Regions from separate parts of the Homo sapiens genome. Here region 1 is linked to region 2. Evidence: read pairs that join two places in POLR2A ChIA-PET (ENCODE). Cell type or tissue: PC-9. All regions are shown on one strand. Links, peaks and the distances in the headings refer to the core of each region. The heading gives the core; the rest is flanking DNA.

Region 1 (5,306 bases), core at 1-5,000, 83 kb before region 2:
TCCTCCAGGAGTTTCAGGAGAAAGGTAGGGCAGTGGTTAAGAGCAGAGCTCTGCCTAGACTAGCTGGGGTGCCTAGACTAGCTGGGGTGCCCAGACTAGCTGGGGTGCCTAGACTAGCTGGGTACTTTGAGTGGCTCCTTCAGCCTGGACCTCGGTTTCCTCACCTGTATAGTAGAGATATGGGAGCACCCAGCGCAGGATCACTGTGAACATAAATCAGTTAATGGAGGAAGCAGGTAGAGTGGTGCTGGGTGCATACCAAGCACTCCGTCAGTGTTTCCTGTTATTCGATGATTAGGAGGCAGCTTAAACTAGAGGGAGTTGAGCTGAATCAGGATGTTTGTCCCAGGTAGCTGGGAATCTGCCTAGCCCAGTGCCCAGTTTATTTAGGTGCTCTCTCAGTGTTCCCTGATTGTTTTTTCCTTTGTCATCTTATCTACAGGATGTGACTGGGAAGCTCTGGTTTCAGTGTCATGTGTCTATTCTTTATTTCCAGGCAAAGGAAACCAACAATAAGAAGAAAGAATTTGAGGAAACTGCGGAGAAAGTGCGCCGTGCCATCGAGCAGCTGGCTGCCATGGATTGAGGCCTCTGGCCGGAGCTGCCTGGTCCCAGAGTGGCTGCACCACTTCCAGGGTTTATTCCCTGGTGCCACCAGCCTTCCTGTGGGCCCCTTAGCAATGTCTTAGGAAAGGAGATCAACATTTTCAAATTAGATGTTTCAACTGTGCTCTTGTTTTGTCTTGAAAGTGGCACCAGAGGTGCTTCTGCCTGTGCAGCGGGTGCTGCTGGTAACAGTGGCTGCTTCTCTCTCTCTCTCTCTTTTTTGGGGGCTCATTTTTGCTGTTTTGATTCCCGGGCTTACCAGGTGAGAAGTGAGGGAGGAAGAAGGCAGTGTCCCTTTTGCTAGAGCTGACAGCTTTGTTCGCGTGGGCAGAGCCTTCCACAGTGAATGTGTCTGGACCTCATGTTGTTGAGGCTGTCACAGTCCTGAGTGTGGACTTGGCAGGTGCCTGTTGAATCTGAGCTGCAGGTTCCTTATCTGTCACACCTGTGCCTCCTCAGAGGACAGTTTTTTTGTTGTTGTGTTTTTTTGTTTTTTTTTTTTTGGTAGATGCATGACTTGTGTGTGATGAGAGAATGGAGACAGAGTCCCTGGCTCCTCTACTGTTTAACAACATGGCTTTCTTATTTTGTTTGAATTGTTAATTCACAGAATAGCACAAACTACAATTAAAACTAAGCACAAAGCCATTCTAAGTCATTGGGGAAACGGGGTGAACTTCAGGTGGATGAGGAGACAGAATAGAGTGATAGGAAGCGTCTGGCAGATACTCCTTTTGCCACTGCTGTGTGATTAGACAGGCCCAGTGAGCCGCGGGGCACATGCTGGCCGCTCCTCCCTCAGAAAAAGGCAGTGGCCTAAATCCTTTTTAAATGACTTGGCTCGATGCTGTGGGGGACTGGCTGGGCTGCTGCAGGCCGTGTGTCTGTCAGCCCAACCTTCACATCTGTCACGTTCTCCACACGGGGGAGAGACGCAGTCCGCCCAGGTCCCCGCTTTCTTTGGAGGCAGCAGCTCCCGCAGGGCTGAAGTCTGGCGTAAGATGATGGATTTGATTCGCCCTCCTCCCTGTCATAGAGCTGCAGGGTGGATTGTTACAGCTTCGCTGGAAACCTCTGGAGGTCATCTCGGCTGTTCCTGAGAAATAAAAAGCCTGTCATTTCAAACACTGCTGTGGACCCTACTGGGTTTTTAAAATATTGTCAGTTTTTCATCGTCGTCCCTAGCCTGCCAACAGCCATCTGCCCAGACAGCCGCAGTGAGGATGAGCGTCCTGGCAGAGACGCAGTTGTCTCTGGGCGCTTGCCAGAGCCACGAACCCCAGACCTGTTTGTATCATCCGGGCTCCTTCCGGGCAGAAACAACTGAAAATGCACTTCAGACCCACTTATTTCTGCCACATCTGAGTCGGCCTGAGATAGACTTTTCCCTCTAAACTGGGAGAATATCACAGTGGTTTTTGTTAGCAGAAAATGCACTCCAGCCTCTGTACTCATCTAAGCTGCTTATTTTTGATATTTGTGTCAGTCTGTAAATGGATACTTCACTTTAATAACTGTTGCTTAGTAATTGGCTTTGTAGAGAAGCTGGAAAAAAATGGTTTTGTCTTCAACTCCTTTGCATGCCAGGCGGTGATGTGGATCTCGGCTTCTGTGAGCCTGTGCTGTGGGCAGGGCTGAGCTGGAGCCGCCCCTCTCAGCCCGCCTGCCACGGCCTTTCCTTAAAGGCCATCCTTAAAACCAGACCCTCATGGCTACCAGCACCTGAAAGCTTCCTCGACATCTGTTAATAAAGCCGTAGGCCCTTGTCTAAGTGCAACCGCCTAGACTTTCTTTCAGATACATGTCCACATGTCCATTTTTCAGGTTCTCTAAGTTGGAGTGGAGTCTGGGAAGGGTTGTGAATGAGGCTTCTGGGCTATGGGTGAGGTTCCAATGGCAGGTTAGAGCCCCTCGGGCCAACTGCCATCCTGGAAAGTAGAGACAGCAGTGCCCGCTGCCCAGAAGAGACCAGCAAGCCAAACTGGAGCCCCCATTGCAGGCTGTCGCCATGTGGAAAGAGTAACTCACAATTGCCAATAAAGTCTCATGTGGTTTTATCTACTTTTTTTTTCTTTTTCTTTTTTTTTGAGACAAGGCCTTGCCCTCCCAGGCTGGAGTGCAGTGGAATGACCACAGCTCACCGCAACCTCAAATTCTTGCGTTCAAGTGAACCTCCCACTTTAGCCTCCCAAGTAGCTGGGACTACAGGCGCACGCCATCACACCCGGCTAATTGAAAAATTTTTTTTTTTGTTTAGATGGAATCTCACTTTGTTGCCCAGGCTGGTCTCAAACTCCTGGGCTCAAGTGATCATCCTGCTTCAGCGTCCGACTTGTTGGTATTATAGGCGTGAGCCACTGGGCCTGACCTAGCTACCATTTTTTAATGCAGAAATGAAGACTTGTAGAAATGAAATAACTTGTCCAGGATAGTCGAATAAGTAACTTTTAGAGCTGGGATTTGAACCCAGGCAATCTGGCTCCAGAGCTGGGCCCTCACTGCTGAAGGACACTGTCAGCTTGGGAGGGTGGCTATGGTCGGCTGTCTGATTCTAGGGAGTGAGGGCTGTCTTTAAAGCACCCCATTCCATTTTCAGACAGCTTTGTCAGAAAGGCTGTCATATGGAGCTGACACCTGCCTCCCCAAGGCTTTCATAGATCCTCTCTGTACATTGTAACCTTTTATTTTGAAATGAAAATTCACAGGAAGTTGTAAGGCTAGTACAGGGGATCCCGCATACCGTTCTCCTCCTTTTCCCCGTTGTGAGGACAGTGCACTGTATTCACTTTCAACATCCAAGGTCTGTGTTGAGAGGGTGAGTTGTGCGGCCCAGCTTGCCCCAAGCCCGTCTTGCCATCACGAAGGATTTCCTGACTCAGCTGAATCTAGCTCAACAAAGCAAAGGACTAACTAAGCTGCAGATTTTCTCTCCGCTGGGCTTAGCCTACATTATTTACACCTGTTTTCAGCTGGATGGGACCAAACTGGGGCCTTGACTTCTGGGGTTTCCACGTGATCCCCAAAGAGGAGACATCCATTCATTCACTCAGGTATTTGCTTGTGCACCTACTGTGCGCCAGGTGCCAGATCCAGGAATTGAAGCCCAGGAACAACTCTTGCAGTGAGCTCCCCGGGTTTTTGTTTTCTGAACGGTGGGAAGACAGGTCAGCAAATAGCCATGCACGTCTGCACATGTGTGGCTGGTGTCTGCAGGAGTACCGAGAAGACGGTGAGCTCTGCCCTGGATGGCAACAGGAAAGGGCATCCCTGTGCAGCTGTTTGTCCTGGCACAGGTGGCAGGCTGCCAGCGGGACCAGGAAGGGAAGGGGAGGATGCACAGGTCGGAGGGAACGGAACGGGCACTGCAGGTGCGCTCTGCGATGTGAGGAAGGAAGCAAAGGCTGGTTCCGGGATGATGTCGGAGAAGCCTTGCAGCCTAGGGCACTGCCCATTCCACGTTACCCAGTGAGTCAAAGCCTCCCAGAAAGACATTTAGTCACTCAAAGCCAGTGCAGGTCTCAGCTTTGTCCGGGGAGGAACTTTCACTCTAGAAAACACGAACTCATTTCCCTTTGAGGAAGTTGTTTCTCCAGGATATCATTTCCAGCCACCATCCAGGATGCTGGGCAGGTGCTGCAGTGCCCAAGGCACGGCTGCCGAAGAAGCTTGTCCCTTAGAAACCCCTTGTGGCCTCGGAGGCGCCTGCCTGCCTCCCTGAGAATGGAACCCTGTTGGGCCGCCAGGCTCGCTGGGCAGGTGCTGGGGAAGGCTGGGTCACCGTGCTGAGCCCCTCACAGGCCTGGGAGTTGTGCTTGGGGAGGAGAGCTCCCAGCTCTTTGGCTGCCTCCCAATCATGGCCACATCTCACAAACAATACCACTGTCCACGAAAAATGAAAAGGTGCCTGGTTCTAACCCATGGCCCCAACCATGAAAGAGCCCTTAGAATGTGGGGGTTTGACTCGAACAGTGGCTTTGAGTCTCCCAGGGGGGATTAGTGTCCTAATGCCCTGAGTTAATGAATTGACTTGTTGGACAGGGAAACTCAGTGAGGTTCATTTTCTGTGGGGGGACGTTTGTCAAATGCTGTGAAATCAGTTGTAGCATACGCGACGCTCAGCTGCTCCGACAGTGACTCAGCCACGGCTCCAGCTGCTTCCCCAGCCCTGTAGTGGAGGTGGCAGATGGTGTCATCAGCCTGGCGCAGAGGGCTGTGCCCACTGGCATCACAAGGGCCAGGCCTGCTGGTCCTCCAGCCACTGGATCCAGGTAGTTACATATGGGTTTAAAAGAAGAGAGGCAGGGCCAGTTGCGGTGGCTCATGCCTGTAATCCCAGCACTTTGGGAAGCCGAGGTGGGTGATCATTTGAGGTTAGGAGTTCAAGATCAGCCTGACCAACATGGCGAAACCCAGCCTCCACTAAAAATACAAAAAAATTAGCTGGGCATAGTGCTGGGTGCCTGTAGTCCCAGCTACTCAGGAGGCTGAGGCAGGAGAATTGCTTGAACCCGGAAGGCAGAGGTTGCAATGAGTCAGGATCATGCCACTGCACTCCAGCCTGGGCAACAGAACGAGACTCTAAAAAAAAAAGATCAATAAATAAAATAAAAATAAGAGAGGCAGGGTGGGAATATTACTTGAGGCCAGGAGTTTGAGACCAGCCTGGGTAACAAAGCAAGACCCTGTCTCTACCAAAATAA
Region 2 (5,428 bases), core at 159-5,158:
CCTGAACAACATGAGAAGGAAGCTGGGGATGGTCTCACACTTTGAGCTTCTCCCACCTGTCAAGGTTCCCTGTCTTCCTTCCAGAGCCCTCTTCCAGCCCCTGCAGCCTCTGTCCCCACTGCCATCCCTTGTGTGGTGACCAGTCTCCAAGATGGCCCCCCAGATCCTTGTCTCTGGTATTCATGCCCTTGGGTAGCCCCTCCCACACCGAATCAGGCAGATTCACATGACTTCAGGTCTAGGGCATAAAGCATCGCCTCTTCCATCTGGTCTTTCAGCTCAGATACTCTGGGGGAAGCCAGTCACTATTCCACGAGGAAGTTCAACTACCCCACGGAGAAGCTCATGTAAAGAGGAACTGAGGCCACCAGCCAACAGCTGCATGAATGAGCCACCTTAGAAGCGATCCTCCAGCCCCAGTCAAGCCTTCAGATGACTGCAGCTCTGACCACCATCTCACTGCAGCCTCATGAGAGACCTCAGGCCAGAACCACCCAGCCAAACCACTCTTGAATTCCTGACCCACCAAAACTGTGAGAGGTAATAAATGATTATTGCTTTAAATGACCAGGTTTTGGGGTGAACTGTAATATAGCCAAAGTAACCAGAATACCTTGGGAAATTGTACCCCGACTCATTGAGAAAGGCATCCCGGTGTGTCTCCTCTCTGAAAGCTCAGTCCTCTGCAGGCTGCTGTGTTAGTTTTCTATGCTGTGCAACACATTATCACGCACTCAGGAACTAAGACAACACGCACATTTACTATATCACAATTTCTTCAGGTCAGAAGTCTGGAAACTGGCTGGGCATAGTGGCTTATGCCTGTAATGCAAGCACTTTGGGAGGCCAAGGGAGGAGGATTGCTTGGGGCCAGGAGTTCAAGGCCAGCCTGGGCAACATGGTGAGACTACACCTCTACAAAAAAAAAAAGAAAAGAAAAAATTAGTTGGGCATGGTGGTGTGTGCCTGCAGTCCCAGTTAGGAGGCTGAGGCCAGGGGATCACTTGAGCCTAAGAGTTCGAGGTTGCAGTGAGCAGTGATTGTGTCACTGCACTCCAGCCTGAGTGACGACAGCCTGAGTGACAGAGTGAGACTCTGACTCTTAAAAAAAAGTTAAAAAAAAAAAAAAAGGATAAGTCTGGAAACTGCTTTACTGCATCCTCTGTTTCAGATCTCCTCAGGTTGCAAACAAGGTGTCAGCTGGGCTGGGTTCTCATCTGGAGGCTCAACCGAGGAAGGCTCTGCTTCCAGAGCCATGCTAGTTATTGTCAGATTTCATATTCTTGCTGCTGTGTGCCTAAGGGCCTGAGGTTTTTGCTGGCTGGAGGCTGGAGACCACCTGCAGTTCCTAGAGGCTGCCAGCACTTCCTCACCTCATGGGCTTCCTCAATGTGGCTGCCTACTCCACCAAGCCAATGAGGAGGATCTCAGTCCAGTCAGCTAAGTTGGAGTCTTTTCTAATGTAATGTAATCATGAGAGTGATGTCATCATCTTTGCCGTGTTCTATTGGCTAGAAGAAACTCCTAGGCTTTGCCTACATGCCCAGAGGAGCTTACCCAAGGGTGACTGCTTGCAGTCATTTTAAGGTATGTCCACAGTTACTGATGGGGGTTTTCTTTGGCCAGAGCCTTGCTGGCTCTAAAGAGGGAGAGGGTCTCTGCCTCATGACTGGGTGCCCCATGACATGCATTTCCTGATCTCCATCCAGTTTTCTACAGCAGTGAGAGCTAAGAAGACTGGTTTCCCAACAATTAGGCTTTTTTCCCAGTTAAGATGGAATAGTCCCATTTGAATCATGCACGTTTGTTGGTTAACATGATTCTAACCCAATTCCTACAAAATAATGACTCTGGTACCACAATTGAGCTTACTGTGTGCCAGACACCAAATTAGGTACTTAAAAAAAATTGAGATGCAATTCCATTACGTTGCCCTGGCTGGTCTTGAACTCCTGGGTTCAAGTGATTCTCCAGCCTCAGCCTCCCTAGTAGCTGGGATTACAGGTGAGCGCCACCATGCCCGGCCTAATTAGGGACTTTAATTCATTATCTTATTTAAGAATCACAACAGCCTTATGAGTAGGTATTATTATTTTCAGGGAATATTCCTTCTGAGGCACGGAACACACAAGTGAAGTGTCCAAGGTCAGCTAATAGCTGTCAGCCAGGGCTTTTTGAAGCCAGTGTAAACTGCCCGAAGCAATTAGCAGGAGGTTGTATCACTGGCTCCCATGCAGAAACACAAAGGCTTAGAGCTGGGCCTCAGGCACAGTTGGATCTAGATTCACCAGTGATGTCACCTGGAAACTGTCCCTCTCCATCTCCCAGGTCGGCTTTCCTCTGCCATAGCTTCGCCCTCAGGCAGGCTCTCTCTAGCGGTAGCAGAAATGGCTGCAGCCAGCTCCAGGAAAAGGCCGGGGCTGGATGGCCTTGGCCTGGTTGGGTCTTGTCCCAACCGGGTCTGGACCAACTAGGGTGTGCATGCGGTGTTTGACCAGCCCTGAGCAGGTCAGGCCCATCGCTGAGCCACATACAGCAAGAGTGATGAAGGGGTAGAATCCAAGATGCTTCCACAAAGAGAAGAGAAAGTGGGTGCTGAGCAGGCAACAGCACTGGATGGCAGCCTGGGGACAGAACTAGATTCCAATCCAGTTCCATCTGACTCCAGGGTGCTGCTGTCAGTCACTGTGCTGAGAAGAGTCCCGGGTGTGGCCAGGACCTGTACTGGGTGCCAAACTCACTCCCAGGCGAGTCCTTCCCGGAAGGGGGGCACCGTGAAGGCACAGGCCCTCTGTAGAAAATAGGACACGGGCGGGGGAACAGCTTGCTTCTTTTTTTTTTTTTTTTTTTTTTTTTTTTAGAGATAGGATCTCACTCTGTCATCCAGGCCAGAGTGCAGTGGCATGATCATACCTCACTGCTCCCTGGAACTCCAGGGCTCAAGTGATCCTCCCATCTCAGGTTTCCAAGTGGCTGGGACTATAGGTGCAGCACGTCACCATGCCTGGCTAATTTTCTTTTCTTTTCTTTTTTTTTTTTTGAGACCGAGTTTTGCTCTTCTCGTCCAGGCTGGAGTGCAATGGTGTGATCTCCACTAACTGCAACCTCCACCTCCCGGGTTCAAACAATTCTCCTGCCTCAGCCTCCCAAGTAGCTGGGATTACAGGCACCCACCACCATGCCCAGCTAATTATTGTATTTTTAGTAGAGACAGGTTTTCACCATGTTAGCCAGGCTGGTCTTGAACTCCTGACCTCAAGTGATCCACCTGCCTTGGCCTCCCAAAGTGCTGGGATTACAAGCATGAGCCACCACACCCAACCTTTTTTTAGAGACAGGGTCTCACTCTGTTGCCCAGGCTGGCCTCGAACTCCTGGGCTCCAGCGATCCTCCCACCTTGACCTCCCACAATGCTGGGATTACAGCATGAGCGTGAGTCACCGTGTCCGGCCTGAGGGGCAGCTTTCTTTCCATGCTAGGGAGAGTAGAGCAGCTGAGTTAAGAATGGCTTCTGTTACCAGCTTTTCCATGACCAGCAGTTATTGCTTGGGAGGATTTGGGATGCTTCTTGTTGCAGGATTTAATCCCTGCAGCAGCCCTGGCAGGTAGGAAACATCACCACCCCCATCAGGAGGGAAGCTCGAGGCTCAAAGTCCTCCAGACCCAGGAGTCATGGGTCTTAATCCCTCACTTAGAGAGGAGAGAACTGAGGGCCAGGGAGGGGAATGACCCCTGAGCTTCCTGTCCCTGTCCTGGGTACCTCTGGTCTCACCTCCAGTCTCCTTTGATTGACATTGTATTTTTAGATGGGTAATACATTCATATGGTTCAAAATTCAGTCGTGAAAAGAGTTTACTGAGAAATGTCTGTCTTTGCGATCGGCCGAATAATGGGCCCCCAAAGGTGCCCATGTCCCGATTCCTGGAACCTGTGACTATGTCACCTTATATGGCAAAAGGGACTTTGCAAATGTGATGAAGCTTAGGCTCTTGAGATGGGAGATTATCCTGGATCATCTGGGTGGGCCCTAAATGTAATCACAGGGGTCCTTCTAAGAAGGAGGTCTGAGAGATCCCTGCCTGCTGACTTTGAAGGTGGAGGGAGAGTGTCTTAGCATGAGCTGCCAGAACAAAATTCCACACTGGGGGCTGAAACAACAGACACTTATTTCTCACCATTCTGGAGGCTGGGAAGTTCAAGGTCAAGGTTGTGGCTGACTCAGTTCCCCGTGAAGTTTCTCTTCTTGACTTGCAGAGTTGCCTTCTTTTTATTTTTTTTTTCAATTATTTATTTATTTATTTATTTTTTGAGACAGAGTCTTGCTCTGTTACCCAGGCTGGAATGCAGTGGTGCGATCTTGGCTCACTATAACATTTGCCTTCCTGATTCAAGCGAGTCTCCCGCCTCAGCCTCCCGAGTAGCTGTGATTACAGGCATGCGCCATAACGCCCGGCTAATTTTTGTAGTTTTAGTAGAGACGGAGTTTCACCACGTTGGCCAGGCTGATCTCGAACTCCTGACCTCAAGTGACCCGCCCACCTTGGCCTCCCAAAGTGCTGGGATTATAGGCCTGAGCCACCATGCCCAGCCTTTATTTTTTACTTTTTGAGACAGGGTCTCCTTCTGTTGCTTAGGCTGGAGTGCAGTGGCACAATCACAGCTTACTGCAGCCTCCACCTCCTGGGCTCAAGCAATCCTCTTGCCTCAGCCTCTGAAGTAGCTGGGACCACGGGCACACACCAGCACACCCAGCTAATTTTCTTATTTTTTGTACAGATGAGGGTCTCACTATGGTGCCCAGGTCGTTCTGGCCTCAAGACATCCTCCTGCCTCAGCCTCAAGAATTGCTGGAATTATAAACATGAGCCACTGCACTTGGCTCACAAATCGTTTTTTAAAATGTATGTTTCCAGGCCGGACACAGTGGCTTACGCCTGTAATCCCAGCACTTTAGGAGGCCAGGGTGAGAGGCCGAGGTGGGCGGATCACCTGAGGTCAGCCTGGCCAACGTAGTGAAACCCCATCTCTACTAAAAAAAAAAAAAAAAATGCAAAAATTAGCTGGGCGTGGTGGTGGGCACCTGTCATCCCAGCTACTCGGGAGGCTGAGGTAGGAGAATTGCTTAAACCCAGAGACAGAGGTTGCAGTGAGCCGAGATCGTGCCACACTGCACTCCAGCCTGGGTGACACAAGACTCCATCTCAAAAAAAAAAAAAAAAAAGTACGTTTCCTAGCATATTTTATGGACATGAAAGCAAATGCTTGCATATACATATACACTTTCTTCTTTCTTTCTTTCTTTTTTTTTTTTTTTTTGAGATGGAGTCTCGCTCTGTCGCCCAGGCTAGAGTGCAGTGGTACAATCTCGGCTCACTGCAACTTCCACCTTCTGGGTTCAAGTGATTCTCCTGCCTCAGCCTCCTGAGTG

Evidence for each region. ChIA-PET counts read pairs that join two places held together with the same protein. Peaks named below come from ENCODE experiments on the same cell type or tissue, not always from the same donor. Only the 100,000 strongest peaks of a DNase experiment are listed, where the experiment ranks them.
Region 1: POLR2A ChIA-PET joins it to region 2 with 5 read pairs; 5 of 35 experiments call an interaction of 5 or more read pairs at or near these places.

Annotation. Positions count from the first base shown.
Region 1 is chr17:78,222,969-78,228,274 of GRCh38, forward strand. It overlaps BIRC5 (baculoviral IAP repeat containing 5), which reads left to right. Exons shown (of 4, transcript NM_001168.3): 4 at 497-2,667. The coding sequence ends at 586. Among named protein-coding and RNA genes, the nearest start is that of TMEM235, 6.0 kb to the right of the region's middle. In PC-9, for the core only: no CTCF peak of the experiment used is centred there; no DNase peak of the experiment used is centred there.
Region 2 is chr17:78,305,657-78,311,084 of GRCh38, forward strand. No RefSeq gene overlaps it. Among named protein-coding and RNA genes, the nearest start is that of LINC01993, 30 kb to the left of the region's middle. RefSeq lists a silencer at 2,722-2,944. In PC-9, for the core only: no CTCF peak of the experiment used is centred there; a DNase peak (open chromatin) is centred at 2,905; H3K27ac peaks cover 1,161 bases.